3 separate regions of the Mus musculus genome follow, and all the other regions are linked to region 1. Evidence: chromatin loops called from intact Hi-C (ENCODE). Cell type or tissue: left cerebral cortex. All regions are shown on one strand.

Region 1 (8,000 bases):
CACCAGACACACCACCTCCACACACAACACTTTGATATAATATTAAATATTTTAAACCGGAGGAATTTGAGAAATAAGCATTGCACAAACGTCTGTCCTTCCACTCTGCCTTTCCTTCCTGAAGCAGGACATATAACCTGACAGTGCTTTCTGACTCTACCCTAAAGAAGACTAGGTCACAAGACTAGTGAGGGGCGTCCTTTCTTTACTCAGATGAAGAGTTGAGAATCTGAACAGTAAACCTGATGAGTTTCCTGCAGTAGCTTGTTACCATGAGCTTAAAAGCTCTGCCCTATCCCTTCCATGACTGCCTATTCTTCAAACCTGCCATAAAACTTTGTAGTTTAGGTGTTACTTGGGGATCATATTTTATCATGAGGGCTTCCAATCATATGTCTTTTACATTAACATAAACATATAATTTCTCCTTTAGTAAACCTTTTCTTTTAGGAGCCTTAACCATGATCTCAGAAAAATTTTTTCCTTTTCACTACAAATATTTTGTAGAAATAGTAACATGAACAGTTACTATTATGAGGTCTAGCAAGTCCCTATAAATTGTCTACTAGATCACCTCCATTTTCTCTCTTTTGTTTAGGAAATGATTGACATTTAAGGTAAAGAAAGGCCTATTAAATGCTTTTCTTTCTCGAGACTTTTTTTTTTATCCTAAATGATAAAAATTTGTAAGTATTTGTAACAGACAGGAAGTATGATGCTTTCATTCATATATGTATATATGAATATATATATATGGAGAGAGAGAGAGAGAGAGAGAGAGAGCTACACAAACATATCTGGTTAGGCTGATTAATATGAATTATTTCTTGTGCTATCATTTTATTTTTGTATTGAGAATACTAAAAATCTACTATGTACAGTTTTACAAATAAAATATGTCATTGAATAGGTCAACTCATTCTTGGTGTCTAACAGAAATGTTTATATTTCTTATCCAAACTCTTGCTTCCAGCTTCTGATAACCTGCTCTTTACTTTTATGCAAATAATGTTTTTATACTCCAAAAATAGTGAGACCATGCAGTGTTTTTCTTTCTGTGTTTCTTTCACTTAACATAGTATCCTCCAAGTCCATTCACAGGATTCATTATTTCTCAATTTCTAGTCAGTGTTCCATTACGTATATGCTTCATAGTTGCGTTACTCATCCATCCATTGACTGACAGGGCCTTAAGTTAATTTTGTGGTATTACAACACAGTACCAAGTCACAGTAATTTATAGCAGTTGGGATGTATTGGTTCATGATACCTCGAGGTAGGACACCTAATATTAAGACACCAGCCCCTTGGATATCATCCCATGGTAGGTGGTAGATAATTATGATGGCAGGAGAGTGAGTAAATAGTAGCTCAGACTCCCCTTACCCACGTGCTAGAGGGCTTGATCTAGACTCACTCTGCCTACCTGGCCTAATTACTTTTAATCTGGCCCCTCTTCTCAGGAGTGTTGCAATGAGTATTAGATTCTAACACATACTTATGGAGAACACGTTCAAAGAATGTAGACAGGTTGAGTCTGTATCTTGGCTCATGTAATAATTGTTCACTGAACCTGGGAAAGTAGCTGTTCTTAGACATACAGACTTCATGTCTTTGAATATCTATGCCCTGTAATGAGATTGCTAGATCATACAGGTGTTCTATTTTTAATTTTCAAAGAGGCTCCATACAACTTTCCACAATAACTACACTAATTTGCATTCTCATCAACAGTGTTCAATGCTATTCCTTTTTCTGCATCATCTCCAACATTTACCTTTCAATTCTGTCATAATAGCCAACTTGATAGGCGCAAGATAATAGCTTATCGTGGTTTTAATTAGCATTTCTGTGGTGATTTGGGAATGTTGAACAGTTTTGGCTTCATGTTCATTTTGGGCTTTTGTATGTCTTCTTTGGAGAAACGTCTATTCAAGCCTTTTAAGAATTAGATGATTTCATTTCTTGCTGATTAGGTGTTTGTGTTCCCTCCGAGCACTTATAAACCAGATCAAGTAGCCCTCTGAAGAACGCATTTATGTAATCTATGTGGTAGCATTTTCTTGTTTTTTCTCTGTGTTGCTCTCTCTGCTGTGCCCCCTCCAGATTATAGGAAACTACATTGGTCAGATTCTGTTGCTTTCCCGTCCCTGGGTTAGAACATCAAGGTGATGTTGGAAAATGGATGACCAGAGGAGATGGTGACAAGATGGGGCAGACTGAGTCACCTCTTTGTAGTTCTGTTTCCTATTGGGCTCCAACCACTGTTTCTTTCTCAACTGGAAACTCTCCATGAGTTCATTTGCCTTTAGGTAGGCACTTCTGGGCTTATTCTCCCTTGTCCCAACACATGCAAGCCCCTGGGTAAGAGACATAATAATGCTCACATACATCTGTGCAATATGCAAAAATGAAAGACAAAAACATAGTGGATCTTTCTGTTTTGATAAATATATCTTCAAAATGCTATATTTAAAAAAAATAGTTGCTTCGGAATCCATGGAGTAAACAACAGCCTTCTCTTACTCATTAGGCAAGAGGGTGTGATGTGGCTACTTACCCTACTATTCATTCTACCAAAACTCTACTGTCTAGGAACTAGAAAAATTCCATGAATGGGACATAGCACTAAAGAACAGGCACCATATCTTTCTCTTCTCCCTGTAAACAGATAAGTCCTCTTATCCATCTCAAGGCTGTGTTTTGGGATGCTCTGGGAAGGGAGAAGATAGGACTAGGGAAACAGCGTGTTCAGGATATGGCACTACACCGTTCAAGTTGGGACAGAAGCATGATCTGCAAAGGAATAGTAGCATCTGTGTGTTTATGCTCTCCTGACCCACTTTCTTCTCCGGGGAAGAAACACAGCTGGGAAGAGCAGGGTAAGCATTTCTAAAGTTCTGATCCAGAGCTCTGGTTTTCGACTATCGCTGATTTTGAAGGTCTGTAGCATGGTGTGGTAATATCTTTCTGATTTTGCTAGTCTCTTGGTTCTATCTCTTCAGCTCTTCATTAATCTGTTGAACTAACTCCCTGTCTTAACGTCTCATTTTGAAACAACCAGAGACCTTCTACTCACCCTGACTATACTCCAATTAATGTAAATTCATTAAAGATATAGAACATAGATTGCAGAAACATTTCTATTCAGTCAGTTGCTTTCATATGAGCTAAAGCGAATAATCCACGTTATGAAGACAGATTCTGACGAATAACCTTTTCTGACATTCTAACACATGTGCATTTCAGAAGTCATTTTCCAAAAGGCATTGTGTATTTGGCTGTACCTAAATCTGCATATGGAGTTATAAGGTAAATAGGACAGATGGAGGAAAATAGAAGTGGGATATTTCAACATTCCATCCAGGCACAGGGGCAAGAGAGTGATGGTGATTCAACTAAATACTGTGTCTTACCCAATATAGAGCTTTTTGATGGCAAGCTGCAGCCTTGGGTCTTCTACAATCCACTCAAACACTTCCCACATTGGATCTCGTTCACATATCACTCTACCAAGGCAGTGCACTGCTAGCTCTTAAAATAAATCTTACACATATGGTTCTTATATAATGAAGACGAAACCTGTGCAGTGGGGCTGGAAATATTCACATTTGGTCTCTGGATAACGCTCAGGGAGAGATCCTGCCTGAGTTATGTAACGATTCAATTCCTAGGTTAGATTTGTTTGTTTGCATTTTCCTAGAAGGCAGAGGAATTTGATGTGCATCAGACTTTTGTGCCTTGCCATTTTCTGCTAAGAGATAAGATTTCATGGTTGAAGAGTCATGATTTCAGTAATAAAATCTTCAATTCTATGTTGATGACATAATGTGATATCGCCCTTTCTAATTCGTCGCTGGTAACATTGTTGCTAAGAGAAAAATCAAGCATCTATTTGGCATTGTTCTGCCACTTGCGTTGCTATGCTCGTAACTCTCCCACTGCAGCAAGTCTGCTCTGGCAGATGCTGCAGACGGCTGAGATTTGGCAGGAGAAAGAAAGGCAAAGTACTCATTGTCTGGTGTTACTAAAATCCGGAGCCAACTTTAAATTATCAATGTCAGTAAAGGCAAGGATCTCTTAAATCCAGAGCTCATCAATAAGTTATAATGGAAGAGGAGAAACAAGAAAGTAAAGTTTCATTTGACCAAACATTACTGTCTTTTCCCTGTATTTTTCTTTTTTGAGTTAAGATTTTCTAAGCTAGAAAAACAGATCAAGCCTTTCCAAGATCAGCACTGTGGCTGCTAGTGCTAGAATGAGGAACTTGGCTATCATTTTCTTTTCTTTTCTTTTCTTTTTTTTTTTTTTTTGAAATGGGTATATGTGACTGCCACTCACAATTTCTAAGTTGAAGTTATTTTCCTGGGTAACATAGCAAGAACAGAGAGAGAATGATTTTCCAACAGGGACAGGCCACTGGAGAGGAAAGGAAAGCAACCAGCCTCCTCCAAAGGCTGAACAAAGGATTGATCGTACTACCTAGGAACAATAATGCCAGGAACCTACCCAACTGAGGAACAGGAGACTCAGGACCAGTGCAGATGTCACTGATAGCATAGCTGTGTCCTGGGACCAGAAGTATCACGTGCAACCAGTGGGAAGCGAGTATTGCTCCTTTAGACTCTCACCAATGTGCGATTGATGAGATGTAATAATTCAACTTTACTTTGGATTACTTGATGCTGTCAGAGAAGAAAAGGAAGACAATGTAACTAACCCACAGTGCAACTGAGAGCTGTCACTTTTCTTTCCTTGTCTCCAATAGATTGTTCCTATCTAAATGTTGATATCTCCATTATTCATTTTTTAGACAAGATCAGCATATGCCTATGAATCAGTAAATTCTGTTAACTTTGGGGAAGGAGGAGAGATTATATGCATGCTGATAAACTGGTAATACCATAATTTCCTGAACAGAATGGTGTGCATCCCTTTCCAGTTGGTCTGTGTAGCTATGCTTTTTTTTTTTTTTTTCTTGAACTGGTACTTAAGCAACTAAGCATAGTTACCTATGTCAAACAGGAAACTCTTCCTTCATTCCTTCCTTCCTTCCTTCCTTCCTTCCTTCCTTCCTTCCTTTCTTTCTTTCTAACTATACATTTAATTGCTATCTTGACATTATGTTAGCTGTGACAGGAGACAGTGTTTACCCTATGAAAAATTCACCTTGTAAGAAGTATGGTAAGTCCTCCATTGGGTAAAACGTTTAGACCATCTATATCCTCCAATATCACCATAAGTATATATCTGTTCATATGATATATAGGCCTTAGGCCTTTTCATTTGTTTTGTTTTTTCCCTTGCTATAATTTCTTTTCTTTTTTAAAAAAAATTTTATTAGATATTTTCTTTATTTACATTTCAAATGTTATCTCCTTTCCTAGTTTCCCCTCCGAATATTCCCTATCCCCTACCCCCTCCCTGCTCCCCAGCCCACCCACTCTCATTCCTGGTCCTGGCATTACCATACACTGGGACATAGAGCCTTCACAGGACCAAGGGCCTCTTCTCCCATTGATGACCGACTAGGCCATCCTCTGCTACATATACAGCTAGAGTCACAAGTTCCACCATGTGTTTTCTTTGATTGGTAGTATAGTTCCAAGGAGCTCTGGGGTACTGGTTAGTGCATATTGATGTTCCTCCTATGGGACTTCAGTCACCTTCAACTCCCTAGGTATTTCTCTAGCTCCTTCATTGGGGACCTTGTGCTCTGTCCAGTGGATAACTGTGAGCATCCACTTCTGTATTTGCCAGGCATTGGCAGAGCCTCACAGGAGACAGCTATATCAGGCTCCTGTCAGCAGGCTCTTGTTAGCATCTGCCTAGTGACTGGGTTTGGTTGATGTTGATGGGATGGATCCCCAAGTGAGGCAGTCTCTGGATGGCTGTTCCTTTAGTCTCTGCTCCAAACTTTGTCTCTGTAAGTCCTTCCATGGGTATTTTGTTCTCCCTTCTAAAAATCCCTAAAAAGGATTCTGAGATTCTGGGCTAATATCCACTTATCAGTGGGTGCATATCATGTGAGGAAACTTTTTTTTTTTATAAAACTCAGGGTAGCCAAGATGTTAGATATTCAAAGAGACATAGGGTTGTTGTTAACAGCGGTTACAAGTAAGATTACAGTGAGAACTTCAAGGGATTGAATACCTCCTGTGGATGGGCATTTCCTGGCATGCTGCACCCCAACAGGGCACTCTGCAGCGTTTCTATTTCACCTCTTCTTATGTACTCACTCCATCTTCACTTCTGTATCTCACTGATCCTCATCTCTCAAATGTTCGCTTTCAGACTCGGCAACATACTTCCCATGTTAATATGAATTTATTCTTCCTTGGAAGTAATTATAACCCTCCACATGTCAAAAAATTATGGGACAGAGTGCTGTTCAGCTTGAGTCGTGTTCCAGCACATGAGGCGATAAAAACGCTTTATCTGAACAGTACTCCATGTAAAATAGATATTTGTGTTCTCACTTGAATTCTTCAGAAGCAGATGGCCACTTTCTTAGTAATAAAAATAATTCTCCTCACTTAAAAGACTTTTATTGGAAAATATATTCACTGGAATTGTGTCATATTGTCACCATACCATTCCTGTGGGTAAGACAGAGCTTATAAGATGGAGTTTCATGTAGTTTTTATCAGGAAGGAACAAACCAACATCTGTACTTGGAATCACCTTCAGGACACCTCCTGAAACCTCAGGTTTCTTAATAGGATGAGAATTGATTTGTTTATTGGCATTTTCCTGTGTGAAAATGTATTGCTGTTTTTTATGGAACATATTAAAGTGGATGTCAACAAGGTAATATCAAAGCTGACATTCCAGCTGGACTTTCCTGCCATGTGTGGATAAACTCTCATCTTTTTCACACTTTTTTTTTCAGAAGCAAATGTGGGATGCTTGATGGAGCAGTGTATTAATAGCTGAACTGTGGGGTTTTGTGAGCAACTGTAGGTCCTAGGAGCTCTGTCAGTGTGGTAAAAGCTGGCAGCTTGACTTTTATTTCTAGCAGAGATAGCCACTTATACATATTATGTATTAGGAGTAAGACACACACACACATCATATACATGTATATGTGTCATATAAACATATATGTATGCATGTATATATGTATGTATGTGTGCGTGTGTGTGTATATACATATACATATACATATACTTTACATATACATATACATATACATATACATATACATATACATATACATATACATATACATATACATACATATACATATACGCGCAGTAAGTGCTCAGCAAATAAAAATATAAGAATGTGAGAAGAGAATACTTGCCAAAAGGTGACTTGAACCATACAACTTGAACCAAGAAGGCTCTCAGTTGATAGGTTAGATTTTCATTGCTGTGACAAAGTATCCATGATAAGTCATTTAATAGGAAGTACTGATTCTTGCGGTTTTGGAAGTGTAAGTTCCTGGTCAACTGACTTCCTCACTTTCACCTGAGGCAAGCAAGAGCACCATGGCAGAAAGGACATGAGGGAACAAAGCTACTCCAGCATGGAAGTCAGGAAACAAAGAGAAAGGCAGAAGACACATTCTCAAGAGAAACACCTAGTAACATATTTCCTTCCACTATGTGTTGTCTCCAATGACCCACTTCCTTTCCATTATGCGCTATACCTTAGCTTCCACCACCTTCCAATATTGCCATGAAGTTATAAGTTTGTCAACGGATTAACCACTGATTGACATTCAAAATCATGTTGATCCAATCATGCCCCAGAGTCCGTGCAGGGTAACCAAGCATTTATTTAACACATAAACCGTTGGAGTCATTTTATAATCAAGCTATAATTATTGGTAATTTGGAGCCTTCCTGGGATGAAAGAGGTAGCCAAATAAATCAATAATTAAGTGTATCTGGCCTTTAACTCATAATAGAAAGTTAAGTTTTGCTTGCTATGTCTATTTTTAAACAAGAAGTATACATTCAAATTAGTTTTCTCTCAAATGACATTATTTTGTC
Region 2 (8,000 bases), 85 kb after region 1:
CCGAGATTAGGCTGCACAGGAGGTCCTGGTTTTATAATGACAATTTTAGCTCTAGCTGCAGGAAAGTCATATTTTTTTAATAACACTCATAACAGTCATAATGGCAACTAGATCTGCCATAAATCTGCAGTCGAAACCCTGAGAAGCCAGTGATGTTAAGGTTGTCGATATTGAGCTGGGAGTTGGGAGGTGGGGGTGGGGGGACAAAACATGATCTGGCCAGAAAGACTGTACGTTCCCTTAGGTTCCCTCCCCAACTCCCTCAGGGAGGGGCAGGGGGGAGTCTACTTAAAGAAAAAGCACAGCAGAAATTTTCTTTGTTCTCTAAAACTGTGGAGATCTTTTTATAAATTTACAGGCATCTCCCTCTCCACCTCATCCATTTTAAGAATCGGTGGCTTCCTGGAGCAGATGCTAAAAATACCATCTCCATACTGATATCATGAAAGTCCCATTATCACATGAGCTCACATCCACTTTGTTTTAATCATACTTCCTGATTGTATCAAGCCCACTGACTAATTACTTTATTTCATCAATGCACGTGTACCTATAACTAGATTTGGGTGTTTAACAGATTTAGAGTCTGAGAGAAACACTGTGAGACAGTGTGTTGGGGTGTAGAATATCTGTTGCTTGACTAAATAGGAATTAAAGACAAAAACAAGCAAACAAACAAAAAAATGTTCACTTCCTAAGAACTAGCAACAAGAAGCGTTTTGGCAGGAGATGACCTAATTTTGAGAAATTTGTACAAGACTGACATATAAACATCAGAGCATAACCAGACGGGCAGGCAGGGTTTGCTTGACATCAAGTGTGGTTTTTAGAACACTGGAAGCTGAAGCAAGAAGCCCCTAAATTCTGAGAACAGCCTGAGCTACAAAGCAAGAGCATATTTAAAAATAATCTGGGTGTCTGTTGGGGGACGTCTAAAAGTACAGAGGTTATTTTCCCAATTTTACGTTTAGTCCTCCACGTCTGCAAAGTGGTTTTTGTTAAAACTGGAACCATTTCCGGATTGAATGAAAATACATTTCACTGAAAACGAGCATTAGTACCCAAAGTTAAAAAAAAAAAAATGTAATATCCTCTACCTTTAAGTGAAGTTCGAGGTGAAAATGGAAACATACTGATGGAATATTTTCAAGTCAGAAAAATAATCTTAATGGAATCATATAACAGGGTTATTAATAATACTGGGATTATTTTCATTGAATGTAATGATGTCCATTGGTTTAAGTGACTAAACATAACTTTATTGTTTTTCTCCTTCCTCTAAAAACAAACTCACAGAGAAGAAAATCGCGGTATTCTGACCTTGACTTTGAGGTGAGTTCCTATGTATTACTTTGTAAATTTAATTATTGAATTCAAGATCGCTTTATAACTGCTCAAACGTAGCACTGTATGGAGCTCTAAAACGAGGATCCTTACTGTTCCCACGACTGGAAGAAAATGATTTAGAGTTGTGATGACTCCTCCAAGGAAATGCTCAACTGACGTTTTCTAGTCAAGGAAAGACCTACTTTATGACTGTTAGCAGTAGATAACTTATAGTGGAATCGAATCAGTCCATTCAAGTCAGTGGACGTGGGAATGCCAATTTCCTAAGTTTTTTTTTTTTGTTTTTTTAACCTAAGTCATTTTTTTCCAGTTTTACTACAGGAATGACCTGTAGAAATCCCAAGGGGATGCCTTGGCGGGTAGGCAAGTCCACGTCTGCGGCTCGCTCACTTGTCTTGTACTGTGGTTCCTGTCCTTAGGGTCTCGGGTGTACATTTGGCAGCATTTTCCCAGTAGCTAGTATTGGTGTAATGTGTGCCTGTGTTTGCTAAATGTCTTTTCACAGATATAAACAAGATGAAGATTTTCATTTTCTAATTTGCATTGAATTTATATTGATGCTGGTATTGGTACTGGAAGTCACAAAAATGATACTGTCTAAGCAGCTTACGCTTAAGTACAAAATTAATGATCTTTAAGTATCACATAAATGCACTTATGCGGCTTGGTAATTGGATGAGATTCATAGCCTGCTGACATAATTGGGCATAATATAGGATAAATTTCTCCAACATATCTGTACCCTTGTGATGCATACATAGAACACAATAGTCTAAACAGATATTCCTGAAATTATAGAGGCCTCCTGGTACATGGAAACTTCTGACTAAATCATTCCATTTGTGTAAGTGAATGTACTGTTCTACAATGTACAATGCATATCAATGTGAAACTTGGTAATTTTATCTAATATGAAGGTGAAGGATGGGCTCATGCTAAGAGTCCAAGGGAAATGGGTTTGTTTAGTAGTAACTCAGGCTCTATGCTACAAAATAATTATCAAGAGTCCAGCATCAGTGCTTAAATCACAAATATCTGGGCAACCTCATTGTCACCACAAAGCTTGGAATTTACATTTCATTGATGTCTAACTTTTTAAAAACAAAACAACCAAATCCGTCAAAAAAAAATTAAAACTATTTAGCAAACTTCACATCGCTGTTGATGTCCTTTAAGAAACAAATAATGTTTTAATCCTTTAGGTATCCAAAGAATAAAGGATCAAACTGTATCTGTTTTTATGTGTCATGTGCAACATGAACTTTCTTGTGACCACCTAAAATAAGTTTTGTGTATGTGTTGTGTGCGTGTTTGTGTGTGTGTGTGCACGCTCATAGGTGTTCATGTGCATAGCCTTGAAAGCAACAATCTGTTCTGTTATCACAAAAGAATGAACATACAAATTAACCCACTAGGCCTCAGTGAGGAAATATAGTAAAAACCTAGATCTTAAACTAAGCCTCACTACAAACAAGTTATTAATAGCAAAATTAAACATAGAAAAGAAACCATAGAACCTGGGAAGTGGATCTTGGGGAGTTTAAGGCCAGCCTGGACCACATAGCAATTTCCAGGCTGGCCGGAGTTCCGTGGTAAGAACAGGCACTAGGAAGAAAGCAAATCGCACTGTGTCACTGAGAAGGCTAGAAGAAATGTGTTCCTTTTCCCAGCTAGTCTCTATGGCAACCGCTAGCAGCTTCCCTGAGCAGATGCTAGACCTCGCATTCCACACATAGAACCACAATGTTAAAGATATCTGTTGGTGGAGAATAGTTACAACATAGGAGCTGCGTAATTTCCTTACCTCTTTAACCGCCGTAGTTCTCACTGGAATACTGTAGAAATTGAAGTTTTGGGGAGAAACACTGAAACAATACTTCTCCCCTATTAATAGCTTCGTGTTACTCCCTTTTTAATACATGTACAATTACAGGGACTGACAAGTTCTGTTTCAAAAAAATTTTTTTTAAAAATTAATGCTATCACACTAACACAACATGTAATTGTAATTTTGGATTGTCAAGCCAATTCCCCACCTGCTTTCTAAATGTGGACTCAACTAGTTGACTTTATGTGAAGCTCCATGCTACCCTTCTCACTGAGAGGGCTTTTTATATAATGATCACCTTACATAGTTTACCCTTACCAGGCTGCCCTGTGGACTCCTGAACGCGTCATTTTATCAAACTTTCAGCCTTACACACTACCCAAGGCTCCTATCCAATTCTAACATTTCATTAATTCTTTTGCCTTAAACCATGAGGATTTCAAATAAACAGACAAGCAAACAAGTTTGGGTTGAACACTGTCACATTGAGACCTAATTATTGTGTGAAGATTAAAATAATAACTTTTTAAAAAATTAGTCATTACTACAGCTGGAGGAAAAGTCCTTTCCGAATGATAGCATTTATGATAGGCCTGTATTCCTGGCCAAATAAAGCAAAAGGTAGACAGACTAGCTGTAAAGTGGAGAAATGCTAATTCTTACTCTCTGGAAAGTATAAAAAAATATGGTAATGCTATCTCTATGTTATGTGACAAGATGTCCTCCTCAGTGTGTATGTTAGCTTCCAGCAGAGGTCCTGACATGCAGTGAACACCCATTAAATTTTCTTTGCAGAATGAATAAATGATTAAAAACTGTACAGCTTTTTGACAGAGTTTACTCTAATTATAAACTTTTGAAGAATACTTGAGTTAAGGCATACATGAGTATAGACAGCAAGCAGCTGTGGATGAAGCAGTTCAAAGGGATCCACTATGGGCTGCAAAGACAAGCACATCAAACAAAGCCACACCAAACATAACCCGAGGACATAAGTGGCAGTTAGAAGTCCAGAGGGAAGGCAAGGCATGAAGGCTTGCTTCAGTGTGGCACGCCCACAAAACGAGAAGTCAAAATTCCCCTAAGCAAGGCTTAGTGAAAAAGAAACACAGGATGACATAAAAATCTTACCCCCACAAGAGAAGGCAAAAAGGTAATCCCATTTGACTGTACTTTGTTTAGCTTTTTTATTTCTTTCTAGTGGGAAATAATTTGTTATGGTCTGACAAATAATTTAAAGATGACAGTGTTATAATAATATTCAGGGTAGACTGACAGGGTAAAATAAGAACTTGTAATATCAGTTAAAATGGCTAACCCAGGAAGGAAGTGACGAGCTAGCCATTACAGGTGAACCTGTGAAATTCTGTCTTTAATTGAAATTGGGAAGGAAGGACAAAGATGACTATATATATATATATATATATATATATATATATACAGGGCTTGCAGTGTTATATATACAGGGAGCAGAAACAAGGAAGCAAATGGGCATCTGGTTAGGATGACTTCCAGTGTGCTGCTGGCACAAAGGGGCCTAATATGATTCTAAGAATCAGGCAACTGAAACTATTTATATTAGTGGAGACAAAAAGCTCAAGGAATTCCTGGAAACACAATTCCAAATAACCATTATGAAATGGCCATGCACAATAATATCTGTTTCATATATATATATATATATATATATATAGAGAGAGAGAGAGAGAGAGAGAGAATTTTTTAAAGTCTTCTCTTCCAAAAGTAGACATGAACCTTGTCTCCTTCCACTGGAATCATGTGTTCTTTAAAATATCTTAGGCTATTTCCCACATAGCCACCAAATCCATGCTTCTCTGAGTTTCCTCAATGGTGTTGAGCAAAGAGGGACTGTAGGCACAGACGTTAGATAATAGAGGTAAAAGAAAAAAAAAGAATAATTTGATATCCCCAGAAACAAAGCTGAGCTAAAACACATGGTTTGTATTCGTTTCTAAATAGCTGGCACACTATTTTAAAGAAAGGTCTTGTTCAAAACGGGGTCATTTCTACTTTGGCCCTGACCCTCTACAGTAGGTACAAATCACTAAGCAATCAAGGGATATTTACAGGGCATGTTTTGGAAGGCAAGCAATTTGAGCAATTTATTCTTAGACTGTATCCACTTTTTCCGTATCATTAATTTAAACTGTTTCAGAATCATGAATTTATGACAAAATCTACTCTTGATTGGCACTAATGAAATGTATCACTCATTTAGTTTTCTTACACCTGTGCACACTTTATTTGAAAACCAAGGTACATTTGGAACACACATTCTGTGGTCACAGGCGTGATTCTGGGGATGCAGGTTATTAACAGTCTGGAGTTAAGGATTCGAAGCTCGTCAGCCCCTCACAATATGGCTTTCAGAATTAGGCTTAGCTCCTTCAGTGTTCATCTTCTCTTTTTATCACTATGATAGCAATGTCACATTTCAAAAGGCCACTGTAGAAAGAAGAATGAATTGCATGGCAATAATGAACAAAAACATCAGGTGGTTTATTCAAGTAGGTATGGACAATGTCAGTCTTGGTCTATAAAACTCTAAGGCTGGAGATGGTGGTTCACCGAATTTGATCCAGGTGAGCACGGCTTCTCCTGGCGCTTAAGTTGAATTAAGAAAGAGTTTCTGACATTCCCTAACAATTTCTGTCTGTTCAAAGAATCCATTCACACTAGTACATCTTCTCTTTAGGATTCAGACTTTTTCTCTATAGTTCAAATACAACTCTGTGATTCACACTTCTAAATTTGAAGGTGAAAATCACCAGTTTACTGCAAATCTACTCTCAGTTCCTCAAAACCACTTATGGAGGGGGTGGGAATGCACAACAGGATGAGAAAAAAGAAGGCAGGGCTTCTAGCTAGAGTCATTAGCACAGATGCTCCTTGGGGCTAAAGAAATGGCTCAGTATGCATAGCTCACAACCATCCTGTAACTTCAGGTCCAGTGGGGATCCAATGCCTCCAGCCTCAGTAGACACCTGAACTCATATGCATAAACTCTTACACAATCACACATATATACACACAACTTAAAATAATTCTAAAACTTTTAAAGTAAATGTCTCTTCAAATGGAGAAATGTTCTTAATGGAAGGAGAAGATATGCCTATGCTCTCCATTCATTTTTTTTTTATTCCATTAACATTCAATAAGCAGCTATTAGCTACTGGAGAGCATGCTAGCTGTCAAGGACTCACAGATGAAGAGATCCCTGTCTATGAGGTATCCTGAGACAAAACATGAGCACCGGTATTAGAAATATCATTGCGGTACTGCATAGTTATAGGAACTCACTATCCAGATATCCTACTACAGACAATGCATAACCACTCCCTAGTTTTTACTTTTCTCCCATCTGCACAGAACATAATTTAAAACTCTGAGCTGTCCATACCAGTATGCTTCCTGAATCTCTCAGATACATCCAAGATAGCATGCTGAGCTGATGTGGAGACTCAGCTCGCTTATCACTTGCAAGAGCAAACTGCCTCCTTCAGCTTCAGCCTCCTGGTCAAGGAAGTGGAGATAATGGCTGTTCCCAGGGTTACCGTGAGGCATCAGCAAAACAGCAATGGCTGCCCCCTCTTAAGTGGCGCTTGTCTGTGCGGTGGTCCACATATAAGTGCTTTACATCCTTGGTGAAATCTTCATGGTAACCCTTTAAGGTTATCCTCATTGCTGCAGCTGTAGCTACAGGGAGACCAGAGTTGAAGTTGAATTTATAGACTGTGTCTATGTGAGGAACTATCAGACTTGGCATGCTCCAAGAATTCGAAGGGCTTTGAAGACATCTTAGGAAGCAGTATGTACTTAAGACATCAGGCTCATTTTTAGTTTCATTTTTAAAAAATATCCAAATTATAATGAATGTACTTTAACACATCACTCTTTCTGTAATACCAGTGATGGGTGGGCCCCAAAGATGCCCTCTCTTTAATTACAAAAGTATATACATTGAAAGAAAAGAATTTTAAGAGGCATGATTGCTGTGTCTTTGTTATTGCTGCTGTTATTGCTTTCAATAAAAAATGAAGAAGAAATAAAGAAATTAAGCAGCTTGGGAGAGCATAAATCCATGTGGTCAGCCTGGTGGTCATCTCAGGACAGAGGCTCATTTATCCTTCAAAACAACGTTTAATAATATTAATTTGAGGGGAAAAGGAGATTACTATATACTGATTTGTTATTGCAAGACACTCCTACAGTATTTGCAATGAAATATGATGAAAGTAACTGAATTATGTACACATTGCCAAACAAACTATAAATTTGTGTTTTTACGCAGAAAATATATGTAGAGTTTTTAATCATCATTATTACATTTTAGAACACTGAGGTATAAATGGAGTGTCTATAGATATTGATTTCTTTGGGAAACTGGATATTCAGGTCACAGAAGAAAGAAAGTAAGTAAATCTTTAAGTTAATAAACATCCAAGAAGAGTCATCAAATTCTCTACAAAGGTACAAAGATGTACTTGAGACTATCTATGAAAGAAGAAGGAATTATAAGGGGAAAACCAAACAGCCTGTGTCAGAGATGCGAGCTGTTTGTTGCAGCTGTAATTGATACCCCTTCCAGAATGCAGGCTATTATTGCTATGGTGATTTCTGGCAATGCCACAGTGGCCATTTCAATTCAAAATTATTATCTGGCAAGAGAATATATTTTCAACTAATGTTTGCAAGTAGGAAGGGCTCTATATTTCAGCATCCAAATTTTCATTTCCCTCCATATTTATTGCAGGATACTTTAGCTTTATTATTAGAATACCTTTCACAGAACTGTGAAATAGTT
Region 3 (8,000 bases), 61 kb after region 1:
CATGCTAATGTGCAAGGCTACTGTCTATGTGTTCAGATGTGGACCAAAGCAGGGCTTCAGTCCTCTGGCGTTCTCTGCCTCAATGCCTTGAGAAGACTCCTTGAGAGCAGAAGCTCTCCCTTTGGTTAGATAAACTGGCAAATCAGCTCTAGGGAAACCTGCCTCTGCTCCCTGCTCTTCCACGAGCAGATCACAGGTTTAGAGCTGTGCTGGTTCTTTTACATGGGCACTAGGAATTCAACTCAGTTCCTTGTGCTTACAAAGCAAATAGTGACCCACTGAGCCATCTATTTATTTTTATAATAAGAAAACTGGCTATCTAAATAGCTGCCCTTGATCTTTAGACCTGGCAAACAGTATTGAATACCATTTTTTGCTTAACATTATAGTTGCTTCTTCTAAAATACCTTTGTTTTTCTGAGTCGTTTGAGCAAAGGTATCTAAGGAAAACAGAAGACAAAACAAAACAAAACAAAGATTGAAGAAAAATGTTTTAAAATATTTAGGTATCTTATTGATCACAAAATAGTATGTACAGCCCAGACACTAATGTTTTCTACCTAATCAAATTGTATCTAGTAGAACAAGCAGATATTTCCTGCTTTTGCTGATTAGAATTCATTTGGATTGAACAGATAAGAACACATACTATTTACTATTCTCCTCATTGCTATGGAAATGAAACTACACAAGAGTTATGAAACCTTTGAAATAGTTCCCGTTGCTAGGAAACCACTTTCTTGGTCCCTGCACATTCTTCTCATCTCTGTCTCTGGCTGTGCCAGACTCTAAGACAATCTTACAGCTTGATGTCAGATGGGGAAAATAACAAGCTTGTGCTACAAAATAAGCTACAATAAAACCCTGCCGCTAAGTAGAAGAGAAAAGGGTGCTTAAAATTTGAGCCCTATGTGGATGATCTTGTCATGCCTGCCTGTACATCCTGTGGCCGTTCCACAATATTAGTGTCAGAGCCTGGGTTCTCTCCTCTCTCTCTCCCAAGCTCTAGCATGAAGGTCAGGCTGTACCAAATAAGGCCTCAAGTGTTCATTCAACCCTGTGAAGCAATTTTTTCAGGAAAAATTTTAAAATGAACATAGATAGTGTGGCTCCCTCCCTCCCTCTTCTCTCTTCCCCTCATATCAGAGTTCTAGTTAGAGCCTTAGGTGGCCTTGGTTACAGTTACTTGATCCAAATGGTATCTGAAAAATGGTGAATGTATTTTCCAGCATTAGTAAGTAGCCAAATGTGGAGAGGATTCGGGGCTTGATTGGAACACTTTTCTTGGAAGGCAGACACTTAGCACATGGATTAGGAGACAATTGAATCATGCATTACCACCGTCCTGCTTCTCAGACCGGATGGAAAATGCCAAAAGAAAATCATTTGAAGATTTCATTGTTTTGTTTTGTTTTTAGTAAAACAAAGCATGTGCCTTAAAGTAGGAGAATGACAAGGAGCAACAAAATAAGCCTTGGCAGGAAGCGTGGAATTGACACAGCCTAGGAGACCATGCTGTTAGTCCTACCACCATCTCACCCCACTCTGCATCCAGCTTCTTGGGCCAGGATGTGTAAATTTTGCAGCTTCTAGGTTAGGCTTTCCCAGGATGCCCCAATCCCAATTATACAAGGAACATCTGCATCCTTCTCTGTCTTCATCCGTTTGTGTGTCCAGGTGCACAAGAGGTTAATGAAGCTGTGAAATCTAGCTGAAGAGGAGGCTTCCGTGAACAAGTTCAGACATAGGGAGCCTAAGACACAACTTGATACCCTGCCATGCCTGCCAGGGAGCACCCAACTGTGATTTATGGTTCCTCTAAATTCCTCCAGTCACATTTCCTTCCAGCTGCCCCCAACTTTGGGGATCAGCATCATGCCGCTGTGTCCGGTGAGCAGAGGCTCTGGACACTGGCAGCTTGACAGGCAGCTCCCACTTCCCTCCTCTTCGATCCTCAAATTCTCGCCTTCCAGCTCTGTTATACTAGTATAGGGAGCCAACGTGTTCTGACTAAAGGGATAAGATGAAAACATATCTAGTTATTCCCTTTTTAAATGTCTTTTTTTTTTCCTATTCATTCTTTGGCTTGAAAAAGTTCAATCTTTGTTCAGCACATTTGAAAAGATAGAACCAGAGTGGTGGTGTCCTGGAATGAGGAGGAGTTTTAGGCAAGAGACATGGTTTTATCTTCAAGTCTGTCACCTATCTCGATCTAAGCATGAGCTTGCTCTTCTATGCATCACCGCAAACCTGTCTGCCTCAGAGGCCATGGTTCTAGGCTGGAATGAGAGCCTTCTGTGAAGGTGTAAGGCATGGTGTCTAGCATCTCTTCTCTCCACCCCTCACATTTGCACACGAAAGGAACGCTGCTACATTTTTCAGACCGTGTGTTTGAAAGATCATCTAAAGAAGTTTCCGTGTGCCCCAAAGAGGGACATTAAAAAAACTAATTTGTAGGTCAAAAGCATAGGAATTTCAGTTAGCAGTTGGTATATCCCCCAGCACTACGGAAACCCAGTAAAGGTGTATCAGGGCTGGAATCTGAGAATGTACTCTGAACCTGGCATTGCATAGCAGACAACAAAACTTCCTTTTTGTTTGCTTGTTTTATTTCATGAGGAGAAAGTCCAGTAATTATTTTTTAAATGTGAAATCCCTTGTATTAGTTAAGTCAATTGCATAGTGTTGATAAAACTAAGACATTTATTCATTAATGATTAAATATAAAATAGAATATTATGTTGAAAATATCTGTGCCATTTTTTCAAGAATGAAACAACAGATGAGACTGTAGACATAAGACTTAAGAAAACACATAGAATATATATGTGTGTGTGTATGTATGTATATCCACAAAAATAATAACAATTTAGTACAAGGTTAAAACTTGACTTAAAATGATCTTGGGAGTTCACAAGAATTCATGAAGAGTAGCTCGAGGTAACACTGTCTTATTTTCTAAGAGGTGAAGATTTGGTCTGAGCAGTTGAGCAGCTAAATGCAGAGCCTGTTTCAAACTGTGCAAGTCTTCCCTGCGAGGCTTGTGGGGTTTGTAACACGGCCAATGGTGCTGGATGCTCCTCCCCTGCAACTTCTAAATCTGGCATGGACTTTGCACAGTGACTCTCTGCCAGCTGTCTCTGGAGTGAAGACCAATTGAGAAGCCCTCAGCTTGCTGCTGCTGAGAAAACCCAAATGCTGCACTCGGTGAGGGAGAGACAGGAGGAAGACATTCCCCTGCAAACTGTTAAGAACTAAGATTTCATCCAGGAGAAAGACTAATTCCTTTCTAGGCACTTTTCTCCAACATAATATTCTTATTGATTATTTAGAAAATTCACATCATGTACACTCATTTCCCAATGTTCCTAGGTCCTTCTCCCACCCTTGTGGACCCCTTCCTCCCAAAAGAAAAAGAACACACACACAGACACAGACACAGACACAGACACAGACACAGACACAGACACACAGACACAGACACAGACACAGACACAGACACAGACACAGACACAGACACAGACACAGACACAGACACAGACACAGACACACAGACACAGACACAGACACAGACACAGACACAGACACAGACACAGACACAGACACAGACACAGACACAGACACGCACGCACGCATGCGCGCGCGCGCGAGCGAGCATGCATGCATGTATGTATTTTGTGTTTCCCATATACTCACTTGAGCATGGTCAAACTCTCAGTAGCCAGCCCTTTCAAGGAAACTGAGTCCTTCCCTATCTGCATCCCCACCAGAAACCCTTGATTGTGGAGAGCGAGCATCTTTCTCATGTTTTTATCACACCCGCCTTTGAGAGTTTCCTTTTCAGACTGTCACTCTATTGAGGGGTGGAGATGAGGCTAAGGCTTGTCACAGAAGACTTCTATATCCTTTTTCAACTGTGAGTCTCCAGTCACTGATACCACTGCAAAACGAGCCGCCCCTAGCTGTGGTTTGGAACTTAAATACACACAGCGCTGATAGCTATCACTGTATTCTTAAAGATGTCTCTGTCTATCTCCTTCTCTTGATTTCACTACAGACTATCAGACTCCCTTAACGTCCCCTAAATATTTTATAGTTAGTTATATATCTGTTCCTTGCTATTCTATCTTACCTTTAGGCCTATCTGATCATCACTTAGAATGACAGACCTATTTCAGAATATTTCACAGAGAAGACATTTTATAATCTAGATAAGAAGTGTGACATAATTAATGTTAAATATTTCATTGTTCCCCCACGGATTCATTTAAAAATTGGGTTTACCAGCTTCCAAAGAGGGTTTGAAATTTAATTTCACAGGAGCTCAGATTTGTAATGATAATATCTAATAATAAACTTTAAATAAAACTGTTAAGTAAGAAATTGGTTTTCATTAATAGTAAACCAAGGACATTTACTGCCTAGCCTTATAAATATAACATTGACATAGGAAATTCAGGGGGACTTTAATTTTAGTATGGCATAGAATGACCTATTTGTTTTCTCTTTGCTATTTATTTTTGTTTCTCTAGAACTTGAATTTCAAACGATTTCTGTTTTTCATGGGTATAATTTATATTCATTCACTAAGGATAAAACCCCCTGTTTACCTGCTAGAAAATTCAATTATCAAAATGTTTGCAAGTGACTAGAACCTTGTTCAGATACTATCTTCCCTTAAGCTCCTCTGTGGTAAGGAGATGAGCCCTGTGCATCTTGTCTCATCATTTCCTCCCACAGTGTTGAGCAAATATTTAATGCCAATCCATTTAGATAGCCTCCGTGTGTTTTTAGATTAAAAAAAAAAAAAAGCAAATAAAGCATTTGGAATCAAATAAAATTTCCCCTCAAATCCTTATGAATGAGAATTCTCCACTAAAAATGTCTTCGAATCTAATTCTTTAAAACCTTAAAATGACCTTAAACACAGTGGAAAATTTGGGTGTTTTTCTGTCTTCTACCTCTGTAAGATTACATTGACTGATAAAGCTGATGTCACTCTCCAGGGTAGACTTGCCCTTAACCCACTGTCATGTTTGGAAGTTTTTCAGTTAAGGTATTGATTTTTATGTGGTCTAAGTGTATGTTTTGAGAGAGAGAGAGAGAGAGAGAGAGAGAGAGAGAGAGAGAGAGAGAGAGAGAGAGAGATTTTGTAACTATATCAATCCACCAGACGATAATTTGGAAGAGAAATTTACAGATTTTGCTTTTCCTTATTTTAATATCAGCCACTAAATCTTTGACAACTATTTGACAATGGCTTTGAAATCAAGAACACTTAGTGAGGACCAGTGAAATTGGTGCTTAATATTGCTACTGTCAGTGGAGACACACAGCCCTCTTCCTTTGAAGGAGATAAGAAACAGTTTGTTCTAGAGCCAAATATAACTGACCAGGGACCAGGAACACATATTTAGGTCAGCCAAAATTCCATGTTCCAACACGGTAACCCTTTGATGATGTTCTTATCATAACAAAATATAGTTATCCATCAAAGCACCTCCCAATTAGAAACATGAAGAAGACAGTGATAGTGAAATAGGGGATTCCCTGATACAGCTGACATGAGGACCTTCATTCCCACTGCAGTGTTTTAGGTTTTGTGTATGCTGGTATTCAGAAAGAGCTTTGAAAGAAATCTTCTCTTAACAAACTCCCAAAAGGCAATGATCCTAATGTTTATTTTCCTTTATAAGTTGTTCTTTAATTATTGTTACACCTTGTAAAAACAGATTTTTAGCATAGACCTGCTTTTCTGACAATGGCTTATAGGATATTTTTTTTAAAAAAAGAAAAACAATAATTCGTTTAGCTCATTCAGACTTATGAATAAGCGAAAAATAATGAGAACCCGGCAAACACTGAACTCATTGCCAATTTTCTATTGTTGCTGTGTCCTTTTATAATCTACAATGACTCCTTGATCTAAAAAGGAATTTCCCAGAGATATTTAGGATGAGAGAGGCATTGCTCCGTCCCAGGCTTGTCTGCTTCGCTGAGAGAAACTGAATGATTCGCTTCTCCTGTTCATCTGGGTCTTCGCAAAAAGGAATCAGAATAGATTTCAGGGCAGCTGGACTCTCATTGTGTTGAGCCAAGAAATGTATCTGGGAACCGATCATTCTTTTGGAAGAATCTGAGATTAGCAATATTAGCATCATAGAATAGAAGTGATCAGAAGACACCTGCTCTCAGTCCCACTTCACAGAAATTGACTGCACCACAAGGCAAGAAAACCTAGGTAGGGAGAAGGCATCGGGCAGATCTCATTATCGGGCTGGCAGGGTAGTTTGTGGTAGCGACTACTCAGGTCCATATCCCAGATCCTAATTGCAATTTGGGGAGAGTATTGATGACTCAAAACTATGTAGGAGGGAGACAAAAAGACAAATTCATGGACCCAGGTCTTGATCCGTTCTGTTCTGTTTGGTTTACATTTGTTTGTTCCCTGGCCAACATATGTGTTATACGCATCTCACAGCCAAACTGAGACAGGAGGTTATAGAGCTGTGCTTTTCAAAAGCAAAGATCCATACGTGCTTACCCTGTCGTCTCTATAATAATGCTTCCCTATAGGGAAAACACAACATCAGCTATGTTTCTGATAACAATAGAACAGATTGTAATAGATGAGAAGGAGACTATCAAACACATGAAGTCAGATGAAGGATTTTTAAAAAAATGACTTGACCATAGATTTTGGATAAGTAGCCCCCTATGAACAAATTTATCAAGAACTTATGAGAGGCCTAAGGGGCCACTGGAAGAAGGATGTGTGTTCTGGTGCTGAAGTGTCGTGGAAAAGGAAAACAATCAGTGCTCTTTGCCTCTATTGAGATTTTGTAGTACCACAATTAAAGTAGAGTTCTCAGAAATCTCTTATGCTATGTTCATGCTGCATCCAGAACCGCATAGGATGTTAAGGAAGGACTGATCTATATAACCAATTCCAGGCTAGCCAGGGATAGATAATGAGGCCTATCTCAAAAACAAACAGGTAAACCAACAGGTAACAAAGTGAGTCTTCTACCATACCAGCAAAGGAAGTGTTTTCTCATAATTGATGGCCAATATGGACAGTCTCTAGTTATTATTGAGAAAAATGAAAATTAATGTTTTTTTTTTCCTCCCCACAGGTTCAAGATGCATTTAGATGCCGGTTGAGAAACTGCCAGGATCCAATCAATGCTGATTCTTCAAGTTCTTTTCCTAATGGACATGCTCAAATCATGGTGAGCTTTTATTTTCCTTCTGGTTGATAAATAAAGTCATGGTTTCTCAAGAATATATATAATAAACTCCTTGTTAATAAAATAGTATAAAGTTACAAGTTCTCCTTAGGTCATTATGGCTAATACATTGGGAACTGGAGAGAGGACTTAGTGCTTAAAAGGCCTTGTTGCCTTTTCAAAGGACCTAAGCTCAGTTTCCAGCACCTGTATCCACAGCTCATGATTGCTCATAACTCTTGCTCCAAGGATTTAATCCCCTCCTCTGGCTGCCTGTGTTCCCCCCATGCCTGGATGGGGACTCACAGACACGCACATGCACACACGCACTTAATAAAACAAACTTTTGAATTCGGTAAAGACTTGGTACTTTGATGACCACTGACTGTTCTTCTTGGATTGCCTTTGAATCAAGGGTCTGCTGTTGGTAGCGATGAGTGTTTAGAATGGTGTCTCAGACAACAGTGAGGAGTATTTTCATCTAGTCTAGAATTCAAGATAATGATTTTTACACAGAAGCACTGTGGACTTTCACATTTAGTGTTTTTTGTTTTGTTCTTTGTGTGTGTGTGTGTCTGTATGTGTGTCTGTGTGTGTGTTGTGCTTTTTCTCTTTCTCTCTCTTTTTAGTAATTTTTAATAGTTTTATAAAACAGGTTTTGATTATGCTTCCTACCCCAACTTGGACTTACTTGAATATTAGAATCCACAGAGGAGCTGCAACTCAGATTTGTTAATTATGAATATGTACAGGTAGCCCCAAGTAATGGTG

The links. Peaks named below come from ENCODE experiments on the same cell type or tissue, not always from the same donor. Only the 100,000 strongest peaks of a DNase experiment are listed, where the experiment ranks them.
Region 2: a loop joins it to region 1, with 4 times the contacts of the local background. A loop is called at or near these places in 3 of 42 quality-filtered maps.
Region 3: it touches region 1 in a loop (6-fold over the local background); 3 of 42 quality-filtered maps call a loop at or near these places.

The regions. Positions count from the first base shown.
Region 1 is chr1:25,162,136-25,170,135 of GRCm38, reverse strand. The region is part of intron 19 of Adgrb3 (adhesion G protein-coupled receptor B3); the gene reads left to right. Among named protein-coding and RNA genes, the nearest start is that of Gm20172, 110 kb to the left of the region's middle. In left cerebral cortex, no CTCF peak of the experiment used is centred here; DNase peaks (open chromatin) are centred at 2,827, 3,511, 3,921 and 6,360; H3K4me3 peaks cover 330 bases; H3K27ac peaks cover 4,194 bases.
Region 2 is chr1:25,077,576-25,085,575 of GRCm38, reverse strand. Adgrb3 (adhesion G protein-coupled receptor B3) reads left to right here. Exons shown (of 31, transcript NM_175642.4): 29 at 1,297-1,332. Among named protein-coding and RNA genes, the nearest start is that of Gm29414, 54 kb to the right of the region's middle. In left cerebral cortex, no CTCF peak of the experiment used is centred here; DNase peaks (open chromatin) are centred at 414, 3,030 and 5,973; H3K27ac peaks cover 1,808 bases.
Region 3 is chr1:25,100,665-25,108,664 of GRCm38, reverse strand. Adgrb3 (adhesion G protein-coupled receptor B3) reads left to right here. Exons shown (of 31, transcript NM_175642.4): 26 at 7,137-7,232. Among named protein-coding and RNA genes, the nearest start is that of Gm29414, 77 kb to the right of the region's middle. In left cerebral cortex, no CTCF peak of the experiment used is centred here; DNase peaks (open chromatin) are centred at 768, 3,110 and 3,827; H3K27ac peaks cover 4,289 bases.